Linked DNA regions of Homo sapiens: regions 2 and 3 are each linked to region 1. A link is a contact called in ENCODE Hi-C or POLR2A ChIA-PET data. All regions are on one chromosome and are shown on one strand. The core of a region is the stretch at or near the end of the contact, and the rest is flanking DNA. Distances in the headings are between cores, read along the strand shown.

What was found. A loop is a pair of places that touch in the nucleus more often than their neighbours do. ChIA-PET counts read pairs that join two places held with the same protein, here RNA polymerase II (POLR2A). Pooled maps may share reads with other maps.
Region 2: a pooled map shows a loop between it and region 1 (2.4-fold over the local background). The contact joins the enhancer-like site here to the promoter of RARA-AS1 in region 1. A Hi-C loop is called at or near these places in 9 of 168 maps with a recorded cell type or tissue (CD4-positive, alpha-beta T cell, CD4-positive, alpha-beta memory T cell, CD8-positive, alpha-beta T cell and 5 more), 3 of 37 single-sample maps with no recorded cell type and 15 of 50 pooled maps. POLR2A ChIA-PET finds 5 or more read pairs at or near these places in 5 of 52 experiments (K562, T-cell, WTC11 and 2 more).
Region 3: a pooled map shows a loop between it and region 1 (2.8-fold over the local background). The contact joins the promoter of SMARCE1 here to the promoter of RARA-AS1 in region 1. A Hi-C loop is called at or near these places in 4 of 50 pooled maps. POLR2A ChIA-PET finds 5 or more read pairs at or near these places in 2 of 52 experiments (IMR-90 and activated CD4-positive, alpha-beta T cell).

Annotation. Positions count from the first base shown.
Region 1 is chr17:40,340,765-40,344,585 of GRCh38, reverse strand. It overlaps RARA-AS1 (RARA antisense RNA 1), which reads left to right and starts at 1,450. Exons shown (of 3, transcript NR_110861.1): 1 at 1,450-1,710; 2 at 1,896-2,590; 3 at 2,886-3,719. The region is part of intron 2 of RARA (retinoic acid receptor alpha); the gene reads right to left. RefSeq lists enhancers at 1-357, 1,458-2,007, 2,472-2,521, 2,008-2,558, 2,594-3,172 and a silencer at 2,862-3,091.
Region 2 is chr17:40,613,066-40,617,062 of GRCh38, reverse strand. No RefSeq gene overlaps it. Among named protein-coding and RNA genes, the nearest start is that of SMARCE1, 33 kb to the left of the region's middle. RefSeq lists enhancers at 1,285-1,874, 2,155-2,274. Within about 2 kb of position 1,567, at least 8 of the 41 ENCODE cell types and tissues checked have a DNase peak (open chromatin) inside an H3K27ac peak, as active enhancers do; they include CD4-positive, alpha-beta T cell, CD8-positive, alpha-beta T cell and GM12878, where a contact is called at or near this core.
Region 3 is chr17:40,646,465-40,650,191 of GRCh38, reverse strand. It overlaps SMARCE1 (SWI/SNF related BAF chromatin remodeling complex subunit E1), which reads left to right and starts at 2,374. Exons shown (of 11, transcript NM_003079.5): 1 at 2,374-2,419. RefSeq lists a silencer at 1,841-2,135.

The DNA of each region.
Region 1 (3,821 bases), core at 201-2,700:
TCTGTGATCCTCCTCCCTCTCCAGTTCTGGGCCAGGAAGAGCTGAGCTGTCCCCATGGGCTAAGAAGAGACAGGGGCTGGAGACCAAGGTCTCAGATCCCAGCTTCTCTCCAGCCCTCTGGAGAAGGTGGCCAAGGCAGTGGAAGGGGTGACTCTGGCAGCCCTGCTCCAACTATCCCCCTAGGGGAGGGGGGTCTTGCTCCAGCACTGGGAGAATGAGAAAAAGGGTCCTAGAGTCATCCTCTCACTCTCTCTTCTTCCAAAGTCAAGGGTGATACCTTCCCTCTTGTGTCTACAGCCACACAGCAGATTCGGCCCTAGAGGAAATGGTCGGGGGCAGGACAATAGGAAAAGCTGGGATAGAAGTGGCTCTGGGAGGGCAGAGGTGGGCTGTCTGTCCATCTCAGGTCTCTCTTCTCCCAGCAAGAGGGGTGGGGTAAGTCCTTTGCCCTTCAACCTTCTCCAATCTGCCAGGGCCCCCCCGAGACCCACTCCACCCCTCCTCCCTGGCAGGCAGGAGGGAGGCAGCAGGTCCAGGAAGGTGGGAGATCCTCCACGGAAGAGCTTCCCCTCCAGCAAAGAGCCCAAAGCCCAGGAGGGGAAGAAACCTGAGCCATCTAACAATAACCCCCTTGCGCCTGCTCCCGCCCACCCAGTGTACACTGCCTCACAGCTGCGCAGGAAAATGCCCAGGTGTACACCCTGGTGCTCCGAGCTCCTGAGTGTGCACAGAGCCCTTCCTCCCAGAGGAGCCTGCACCCAGGCAGGGGGCAACAAGGAGAGAAAGTGACCAGGCTGCCAGGATGCTAGGATTCTCATCAGTGCCCCTCTTAGGAAGGCACAGCCCAGGACCTGGCCCTATCCCCAAGTGAAGTCAGGGTAACAAAAGGACTCGGTGGCGGAGCTGGGAAGGGATGCAGTCCTCATTTCCAGAGCAGCCCCAGACCCACAAAAACAAACTCATTCCCCAGAGAACAAACCGGATTAGGATTAGGGGGAGAGGGATTCTTCTCACCAGAGCAGCTTCTCCCCTCCACTCCTGGGGATGAAAGCCTCAAAGATGACAGCCAAGTGTCTGGGGCCAGGACAACAACCCCATAAGGACCCAGTGCCCCTTGCCAAGATGGAAGGTTAGGATGGCAGACGGGTGTCTGATGAAGTTGCCCCTTTCTGCCACACCCCACTGTCAATACCAAAGACACTGAGTGCTCCCCTGACACCCACTCTAATGACGCAAGAGCAAGGGCTGGGGGCAGCAGCTGTCGCACAGGAAGGGGCTCTCCCTCGGGCTTTGGCAAGTGGGATCTGGCGGGGGGGCCTTCCCCCGGGAGCAGACAAACCCACACAGACAGGACCTTTACCCCACCCTCCAGCCTGCTGTGAAGCTGTTGGATTCCAGGCAAGAAGATATAAACTGGGGGCAAGGGGCTTGGGCTTCATTTCTCCTGGAAGAAGTGAAACAAGAGATGAAGGAATGTTGCTTGAAAGAAGGAACTCTCAAAGTTCCTCAGCCCTAATCTAACACAAATTGCACTTAGGGTTACTGGGGGGAGGGTGCGGCCGGGAGGGTTCAATTGTCCAGCAAGGGCAACACGGGTTAAGTGAAAGGTAGAGACAGGACCTCCACTACACCCCGGGACTCTCACCCCCGAGTAGTAGTGGAAGCCCTACCGCCCACTCCCACCCCCTACAACAGCAGACTGAGAGGCCGGTACGTACAGTGGTTTGAGCCATTCCAAAGCGGAGTCCGGAGCGGGGTGGAGTACGGACCCGGGGCGGGGAGCCCCTTCTCTGGGAGCAAACAGGCCCGGTTCTGGTTATAAAAATCCACCACTAGGAAGGGATTAGGGGTGGGACCCCCCACTTCTACACTCTCGTACATCTTTCCCCTCGAAGGCAAGAGGTCCGAGCTGGGAAGTCCTGCGCGCCGCCCCCGTCACTCAGCCGGCGGCGCCATCCGAGCAGAGCAGCTGGGGGAGAGGAGACGTCCCCTCGCCCCGACTGGTGACCCGGGCAGGGGGCGCCCCCTGCCCTGAAGTCCCCGCGTCTAAGTCCGCCGGCCGCTCCGCCAGTCCCGGTGAAAAGCAGGGAAGTTGTGTGTGCTGGGAGGGGGGGTCCGTCGGCTCTCCCAGGGAAGCCTGGCGGGGCCCGGGAACTCAGCGGCTTCACCTCGAGGGGACTCCCGTCTAGAGTCTCGTGGCGTCCGAGGCAGAGTACAGCGGCTCCCCAAGTCCGCAGGCCGGGGGCGGGATCAGCGCGGGGCTGGGGGTCAACGAGCACTTCCTCCTCCCAGCCGGGGATCCGGGGCTTCTCCAGGGATTCTCCGTGGCGAGGATTCCGGGTGGGGGTGGGGATCCCGCGCGGTTCCGCCCCCGCCAGGCCAGGGGCAGCTGGCGACTCGCTCGGTCTCTGGTGGTACGCGCCACGGCCCCCCCACCCCAGCTCTGCGCGCCCCCTCCCCTCCGGGCACCACCCCCTTTCCACCGCCCCGCCCCGTCCAGGCACCGCCCCTGGCTTAACCCATTCCCGGCGCGTCCGGCTGCAGCGGGAGAAACGCAGGGAACCGAGAGGGAGAGGCGGCATGTGGACAGGCAAGTGGGGGCAGCCTGGGAAGGGGGAGGAGAGGAGAGAAGCAGGAAGGGGGAAAGGCTCCAGATGAGGAGTACACAGAGTACAGAGGGACGCCGAGTACAGGGAGAGGAGGGGGCTGCGAGGGGACAAGGACGGAAGAGGGGCGGGCGTCCTCCCTTGTACCAGTTCCGGCTCCCAGGCTCCCCCAAGGTTTGGTCAGTCCCTGGCCGAGCGAAGCCGTGGTGGAGGAGGTGGTGGGGCGGGGAAGAGGGGGGTGGTCCCGGTGTCCTCCCCTTAACACACACCCCCACCCAGGCCGGGCCTCATTTGCCTAATGCAATGCGGCTGAACTCTCGCTGAACTCGCCTGGCGGCGCCTCACCTCCGAGTGACCCACCCACCGCTGCCCGTGACATCACCCGCTCGCCAGCCCGCCCGCGGGGCTCGCCCGCCAGCCCCCTGCCCGGCCGAACCGGGCCACCTCCCCCGGAGACGCGGAGAGCGGCGGCAGGAGGCGTAGGGCCGGGTCGCGCGGGGCCAAGTGTTTGGCACCCGGGTGTGACATTGTGCAGCTCGGACGCTGTGTCGGAATGAGACACCGGCTTGTGTCATTGTCTGTGACATCATGTGTGACTCCGGCCGCCGGAACCCGACGCGGCAGCGCGGGTGCTGTTGGCACAAACACAGGCAGAGGGGGCCCTCCTCCCCACGCTCTGCGTGCTTCCGGCGAGCAAAGCCCCGCCCAAGGTGTCTCCTAGCTGGGGAACCAGTACCGGCCCCTGGTGCACTGTCCAGCTCTGGAGAGATAAAAGGAAGAGCTGGTGCCTTCCAGTGGACTACTTCATCCTAGAAGCCCTCGGGATGCACGTTTCACTGGAAGAAAGGCCTAGCTTGGGTAGGTCCCTAGAAAGAGGGGATACCCCTGGAGGAGGGGGTATCCTATTACCCCCACTCTCTAAAAGGAAGGATGGAAATGTACATGCTACCCAAGGACATTCTTCTAGAAGAAGCCTGGCTCTTTATATATGTTGTCATTTTATCCTCACAGCAACTCCAAGAGATGTTTTACAAATAAAACAGGTCTCAGCAAGGCTATGTGGGTTGTCCAAGATCACATTACTAATAATAAAGAGTAGAGCAGGTATTTGAACTTCCTGCTGCCAAAGCCCATGTTCTTACCAAGCTAGGCCAATTCAAGGTATTTTTCTGAGCACCTTCTATGTGGACACCCTGGGGAACCTGCCCTTGTAGA
Region 2 (3,997 bases), core at 318-2,817, 270 kb before region 1:
GAACAAAGAAATGAACCAAAACCCTCTGGCAGTTGTCATATGCATGGCCCCCTGAACCAGGGGAGCTCAGAAAGGGAAGACAGGCACTCCTAAGGGAAGGCCTCATGGAAGCACAGCTTCTGAGCAGTTGGGAGAGGGCAGCGGAAGTGGAGAGAAGGGGATTGCATGAGGGAGTGAAGGCTCTATGGGGAAAGTCCAGGGCAGAGATGGGAAGGAGCAGAGACTAGCCAGAAGGACAGGAGGGGCTGGCCAGTGCAGGCTGGGAGAGGCTCAGGGCTCTGATCCCCAACCCAGACTGAATCTAGGATCAACTCACCATACTTGTCTGAGAGGCATAAGAATGGGCCTCGGAGTGCATGAGGGGGAGAGGGGCCCTGTGTACCCAGGTCCTACAGTGGCTCATTTTCAGCCCTGCTGGCATGCCAAATGGCCCTGCGCTTGATCTCTGCCAAACAAAGTGAAGACTGCCCCTTCTCTCCTGACATCCCTGATCCCCAGCTTCTCTTCCAGTCCCAGTTTCCCAATCCCCAGCCAAAACTCCCAGGAGGCAGGAGAGGACCACCTAATCTCCCTTCCCAGCAAGTCCCCTTTCTGTTCTCAGTTCAACTGAGCCACACTACCGCCTTTCCCAAAGGGCGATGGGAACAGGGACCTGAATTTCTGGGACCATCTCTATTTCAAATACACTGGCCCCCTGGCGCCTTGGACCTTCACACTTGCCCGGTTGTGTGTTGCTGATTTTTAGTGCAGAGCATGAGGTCACCAGAGCAGGGGGCCCTGGATTGGGAGACTATGCCCTGGGACTGGGCATCAGGGCTCCAACGTGCAATGGTGAGGCTGCCTTGGTCCTGTGTAGCGCTCCCTCTCCTCCCCTCCCCACCACGCTTCCATTCCATCCTCACACTGTGTTTGTGTCCATGTCTGTCTGCATCAGGAGAACAGCCACCTCTTGGAGAACGAGGGCTCCATCTCATTTGCCTCCAGATTCTCCCTGCTTCCCACTAGCCAGCTGCATGTTTTGAGTTGTCAATGAAATCTGTTAAACAACAAGAAAATTTGGAAACATGCCTACTGGACTCTGGGGAAGATACCCCTGTCTTGGCAGTAGATACTGCACTTGGGAGCTCTCAACTGGGAGGGCTTGGGCCTTGGAGTCGGAGATCTCCAATAGCCAGGAGAGGCTGGTGGTTGGGAGAGATCAGCAGATGCTGAATCGGTGCTCGGAAGTCCAGCTCCTCCGCCTTCCATGGCCGAAGGGCTCCACCCAGAGGACAGTCAGCTTAATCCCTGTTCACACAGACCTTTCTCCACCAGGTGTAGAGAAGGCTCTGCCCAGCTTTCATGAAGAAACTCAGAAACCCCCAGTGCCTCTCCAGAATGACTGTAAAATACCTCCTTCTGCCAGAAGAGCCAGTCCTCAGCCCTTCCCTCCAGCCCCAGGAATGCCCCCTGTCTGCAAATAAGAGTGGAATTGGGGCAGTTCAGAATTCTGCCTCCCACCTGGGGGAGCTCTGAGAACCAAATGAGGCAGGCTGTAGATGGGAACAAGCTACAAAAAAAAAAAAAAGTACACAGCACTGTTCAAACCCTAGGGGGTTTTTGGTTGTTGTCTACAAGGCAAGAGGTGCTTTAAGAAAATTCTCCCCTCCTGTTTTCACTTCCTCTTCTCTCTCTTAACCCTGGGAAGGGGAAAATCCTACAAAGATTAGCAGCTGATGTGTGAAAGAACCAAAACAACATTCTTCTAGTTGCATTTTAACAGTATCTTCTGGCAGCCACCACGGGACTGGGTTCTGATGTTCCCAGCTCAAGGCCAGAAAGAATCACTGGATCAGAATGAAGCGTGCAGTTGGAAGAGATCTTAAAGGCCCTCTAGTCCAATGCACCAACACGCTGTCCTGTTAAAGTGTGTCAAATTGTGCCCTGGAGCATAGCCGCCTCCAGGTGAAGGGTGAGCACTACCATATCGGCAGCCCTGTTGAGGACATTGGCTCTGGGTTATGCTAAACCACATGGGCCCACTATCCACTCACCTGCGGCAGGGGCCGTGTTGTATTTCAATGGCACAGAGAACCCAGGGATGCCCTCATCCTGCCCAGCCTTGTTGTGATCCTCCTCTCACAACAAGTTCCCGGGGGAGCCAGGCCAAGGAGCTCATGAGAGGAAATGGGAGTCAAAGTCCCGCTGCTGTCCCCAGCTGCACCCACACCAGGGATGTCACCGAGCTCTGAGAACAGTTCCTAGACTAACTGGTATTGATCGTAATGAATCTTTGTGCTACACATGGTGCAAGGCCCTGGGATGAGCAAAACTGGGAGCAACCAGTAAGAGAGAAGGACATGTTCAGAGGGTCTGGGAAGTGGGAAAATGAGGTGTGAAGAGTGTAGCTAAAAGGTGGCCCCAGCAGGCCTCTGAGGGAAACCAAGCCATGACACACACTGACACTCTGCTCCGGTGCTGCCCCACACCTCCCCAGCCTGACGAACGCCTGCCCTGCTGTCAGGATGCAGCCCAAATGTGCCTTCCTCTGCAAAGCCTTTCCCAGCATCTCCACTTCCAGAGAGAGACCGACGCGCCCCCGTCTGTGGCTTAGACAGTCTGTGTCTTCTACCAAAGAAGGTGTTTCCAGCCTGAGGCACCATGGTATCCCCCAGAGCCTGGCTCATGATGGGTATTAAAGAAATATTTTTAATTAATTAATTAATTTTTTAACAATAGGGTCTCACTCTGTCACCCAGGCTGGAGTGCAGTGGCACAATCATAGCTCACTGCAGCCTCCAAGTCTTGGGCTCAAGCGATCCTCCCACCTCAGCCTCCCAAGTAGCTAAGACTACAGGTACACTGCTCTGTCTGGATTTATTTTTTAATTTTTTGTAGAGACAAGGTCTCGCTATGTCACCCAGGCTAGTCTTGAACTCCTGACCTCAAGGGATCCTCCTGCCTCAGCCTCCCAAAGTGCTGGGACTACAGGTGTGAGCCACTGCACCTGTCCTGAAGAAATATGTGTTGGCTTTCATATTTGTGCCCCAAGTGACTAATACAATATATTACAGAATAGAAGCTGGGCAAATATTCCATGAATGAATGAATGAATGAATGAATGAATGAATACCAAATGGTTATAGGGCTCACATATGGCCAGCCCTAACGACAGGTAACCTATCTCCCACCATTTATGTTTCCCACAGAGCTTCACAGAGAAGCAACCACTTCACTGGAAAGACCAACTCAACTCAATAAATATTTACTAATATTTACAATAAATATTACAACTCATCCAATAAATATTTACTGAGCTCCTACAATGTATCAGGCTCTGTTCTAGGTGCTGGGGACACAACAATGTACAAAACACAAAGCCCTCTGCCTTAGGGAGTTCCCATCCAGTGGAGAAAGAGGCCGACTGTGCCGGTTGTGTCACGCACACTTGCTCTTTCCACTCACACCTTCCCCCTCTCCACCCCAGGACCCGCTTGTGATCCTGCCTCCTTCCAAGAGAACCTGCACCTTGATTTCCCCTTCCCAGCAAGTCCCTGTCTGTCCTCAGTTCAACTAAGCCACACTACTGCCTTTCCCAAAAGGCAATGGGAACAGGGACCTGAATTCCTGGTCTCATTGCCCTTTGGGCATCTCGATTTCAAATATGCTGGCCCCCTAGTGCCTTGGACCTTCACATTTGCCTGATCATGTGTTGCTGATTTTTAGTGCAGAGCATGTGGTCACCAGAGCCGAGGGCCCTGGACTGGGAGACTCTGCCCTGGACAGTGTCTTCCCGAGGGGTAAGGGATGAGTGAGTCGCGAAGGGTAACTGGAAGGGAGTAATGGGGTGATGGCAGTCATCAGTGGCAGATTCGAGGGAGGTGCTACTTTTGCTTCCTGGTCCTCAGATCTCACTCTGCATCCGCTGACAGCGTCTTCTGCCTTTGGGTGGAACTGGCCCCCCTGTTTTAATTAAACTGAATTAAATAGAATCAGCTTTCATAACTGGATGATGCAG
Region 3 (3,727 bases), core at 1,125-3,624, 300 kb before region 1:
AAAAAAAAGAAAAGAAGAAGAAAAAGACAAAACAAAATAAATTCATAAGAAGTATAGTATGTTAGGTAGCGACAAGTGCTACAGAAAAAGTAAAGCACAGGCCATGAACAGACACCGGGGGTTGGGGAATGAGATGCAATTTTAAAAAGGTCAGGAAACACCTACTAAGAAGGTGACATCTGAGCAGAAACCCAGTGAGAAAGTGTATCAGACAATGTCACTGCTCCACTTAGGTCCCCTCCTTTCCCTTTTTGCCGTTTTTGGGCCACCCCTTTCCTACTATAGGGTGCTTTATTCTTAACATCCAAAACCTGCAGTTTTTCTTCAGAGGACTGCCTAGAGACAACACACAGCGCCTCCCCAGCACTGCACTCGCCCAATCCTCCCACCATAATCCCAAAGGCAGGGAAGAAACCAGGCTGGAGTTGCTGGACGAAGCCAGAAAAAGAATGTACTGAAATCCCTTCTGAGGCCTTTGTGTATCGTACTTTAATCCTTTACATGTCTCTGATGGATATATACATATATATATATATAATTTTTTTTTTTTTGAGACAGAGTCTCGCTCTCTCGCCCAGGCTGGAGTGCAGTGGCGCCATCTCCGTTCACTGCAAGCTCCGCCTCCCGGGTTCACGCCATTCTCCTGCCTCAGCCTCCCCAATAGCTGGGACCACAGGCGCCCGCCGCCACGCCCGGCTAATTTTGTTTTTGTATTTTTAGTAGGGACGGGGTTTCACCGTGTTAGCCAGGATGGTCTCGATCTCCTGACCTAGTAATCTGCCCGCCTCGGCCTCCCAAAAGAGCTGGGATTACAGGCGTGAATATTTTTTAACAAGCAATTTCATGTACATTTTCTCAAGCACCACTCAAGCTGCCTGTCCACGGGGCAGACGACTTCTCCTTTAGTCTTTCTCTTGAATATGCTCTTCAATTTCATTAATCTCTATTCATGAGTATAACAATATTGGAAAAATTGGACAGAGTATCACTTGTTCCTCGCTTTGCAGACTAGAGATGCTTCTAGTCCCTGTTGGCACACTCAGGATGGGGGCTACGGGAAGCCCAAGAATTCAGCCTCTCTCTAAATGTCAACTGTTTTCCAGTAACCACAGGTCAGGGATCCCATACGTTCATTCTCCCTCCACAGTGACCCACAATATCCATCGGGTGTTTATGTATCCAAAGAAGAGGCTACTCATTCCATCTGGTAAACCAACATACTCATGATTTAGTGGAAAGAGCCCTGGAGTGGCACAGAGGGCTGCCTCAATACACACTTACTGAGCGTCTAACAATGAATGGGTCAAGCCCTTCGTAGGCACTGGCAATGGGAAGATGACCAATACAGACGGCTGAACCTTGCTTTCAAGGCCTTCATAAAGCACTGGAGATGACAAACACGGTCCGATACAAAGGGTCGGGTTCAGGACTCCAACCATTATTATCAAAGAGCCACGGGAATACAAAGGAAGGATTACTAGGGGGGAAGTTCCAGGAGGGCATCACAAAGAGACCTCTGAGCTGGATCCAGAAGGACAGATGAGTTTAAGCTGAAAGTGGGGACGGTCGTTCCCGCTGGTGGGAACCGAAGGAGCCGAGGCAGCGCTGAGGCGGAGACCAGGTGGCACCCGCGGCGCTGCAAGGACACACAAGCTGTTGCGAGGGGGTCAACTCTCCGGGCCTTGGCTTAGAAACCTGGGACGATTACACCCTAAAAGCGCTTGGAAAAACTGCAGAACTCGTGCTGATTTTCGCCAAAGCTACTCCCCCGCCGTGAGGGCAGGAAGCCCTGCGAGGCGCCTGCGAGGACGCAAACGCCGCGAAGCAAGTCCTCCACGCCTCCATCCCAGGTTTAGTGAAGTGTAGACTCTGACCCACAGCCTAAAGGAAAGCAAGACCGGAGTCGGGGAGGGCCCCTCCAGGAGCGGGCTCAGCGGGAGTCTGGCCGAACTGCTTGCTGCCACAGTGGTTCCGCGGCCTCGCGCTGAGCGCCATCCGCCGTCTCCCACCGCGGCCCCCACCGCCCCTCCGCAAGGCTCGGCACCTCCCGCCACTTCCTCGGTCGCTGCGGCGGCTCCGGCTCCTCACAGCCGCTAAACCCAGGCCTATTCTGTGTTAGGTCGGGCCTCCTCGGCCCTCTTCGCCGTGACGAATCAGCGCCCGGCTGGGAAAGTATCAAAATTCGGGGAGTTTTGAGGATCCAATGGGTCCTGAAAAAAATCCCTGAGTGTGCTAAGCATCACCGCATCTTCACTAGAAGGTTAGTTTTTCTAAAGAGGGTCGGGTGGGGCCCGGAAAAAAAAAAAAATTAAGAAGAGTGTGGAAAGTGCGAGTGCGGAAGCTCCGGACGCGAGGGGCGGGGCGAGCGCGGGACAAAGGGAAGCGAAGCCGGAGCTGCGGGCGCTTTTTCTGCCCGCGGGTGAGTGTTTCCAAGTGGGACGGACCGGGTCGGTGGGTGCAAGTCGTGGTGTCCCCGCTTGGCTAGACCCCGAGTTCCCGGGGGTTGCTGGGGTTCAGCCTTGGCCGTGGGGCCAGAGCCAGGAGCCGGTTGAGGCCTCCTTGAGGCCTAGCAGAGCGAGGGTTGGGAGGGAGTCCCATCTGGGGCCCCCTCCTTGGAGGCAAGGCCAGTCCCCCGAAATTGGTCAAAGCACCTGTGAATACCCCGTTTTAGGGGAGTTGCTAGTAAAGTACATTCTCCAAGACAAAGAGAGCGACCTCAGGAAGCCGTGGGCAAGGCAGGTCCGTGGTTCACCCCCCACCCGGGCAGAAGGTTCCCCCATTGGTTCAGGCAGCGACTTGAGGACGAGCAGAGCTCTGAAATAGTTTGGCCTGGGTTTGAAACCCAACTTTGGCACTTCCTGGCTGCATATGGCTTCAGACAAGTTGTTTAAACTTTCCGAGACTCCCTTGTTTCATCTGTAAAATGGGGATAGCTGTACATATAAAGTACTTGTGAGTGTTAAGCGAAATAGTGTCATAAGCGTACCCCGTATAAAGTATTTCTTGAACAAATATTTATCGGGTATTTATTTTTATGCCAGGCACCAAAGATGGATCCAACGGTGGACAAATGTACAAGCCCACTCTTAAATTTTGTATTCTAGCAAAAGAGAGCAATAATTTTAAAGTATTAACAATGAAGTATAACGTACAGGGAGCTTATGTTAGTTGTCAGGGTCCCCTGCAGCGAGGCCTGCTGGATGTTGACAGCTCCCTTAATGTGAGCAGAAAGGAAATCTACACCAGAGTCAAAGGTTTCTGGCTGTTCTTTAAGAGGGAAAGACTCAGGTTGGACCATTGAGAAAATGAGCTGTTTCTTTCCACACCAGGACTCATTCCTTATGCTCCAGGGAATTTCCTTAAAATTAATAATAGAAGCGAAAAATCAGATCTATTCCACATGTTTGGTTGCAAATACCTCCAATAGTCATAGAAGTTTATTTGCCTTCTTTCCAAAGATGAATTTTTGTCTTTTTGTACCTCACTATTTGTGATGTATGTTGATGTAAAGAACAAGCTCACATGTGCCTGGTTATGTTGTGAGCTGGTAATACTAGGAAAAAATTTCCTAAGAATTGAGCTAGGTCCTGACATGGTCCCTCTTTCCAAGTAGCATACAATCTAGCCATATTGATAAGTTAAAAAAAAGTTATAATAATATAGATCTGTGTAAACTGTATAGGAATACAGATGGGGGAGCAGTTAATTCTGCCCAGGTAATGTATCA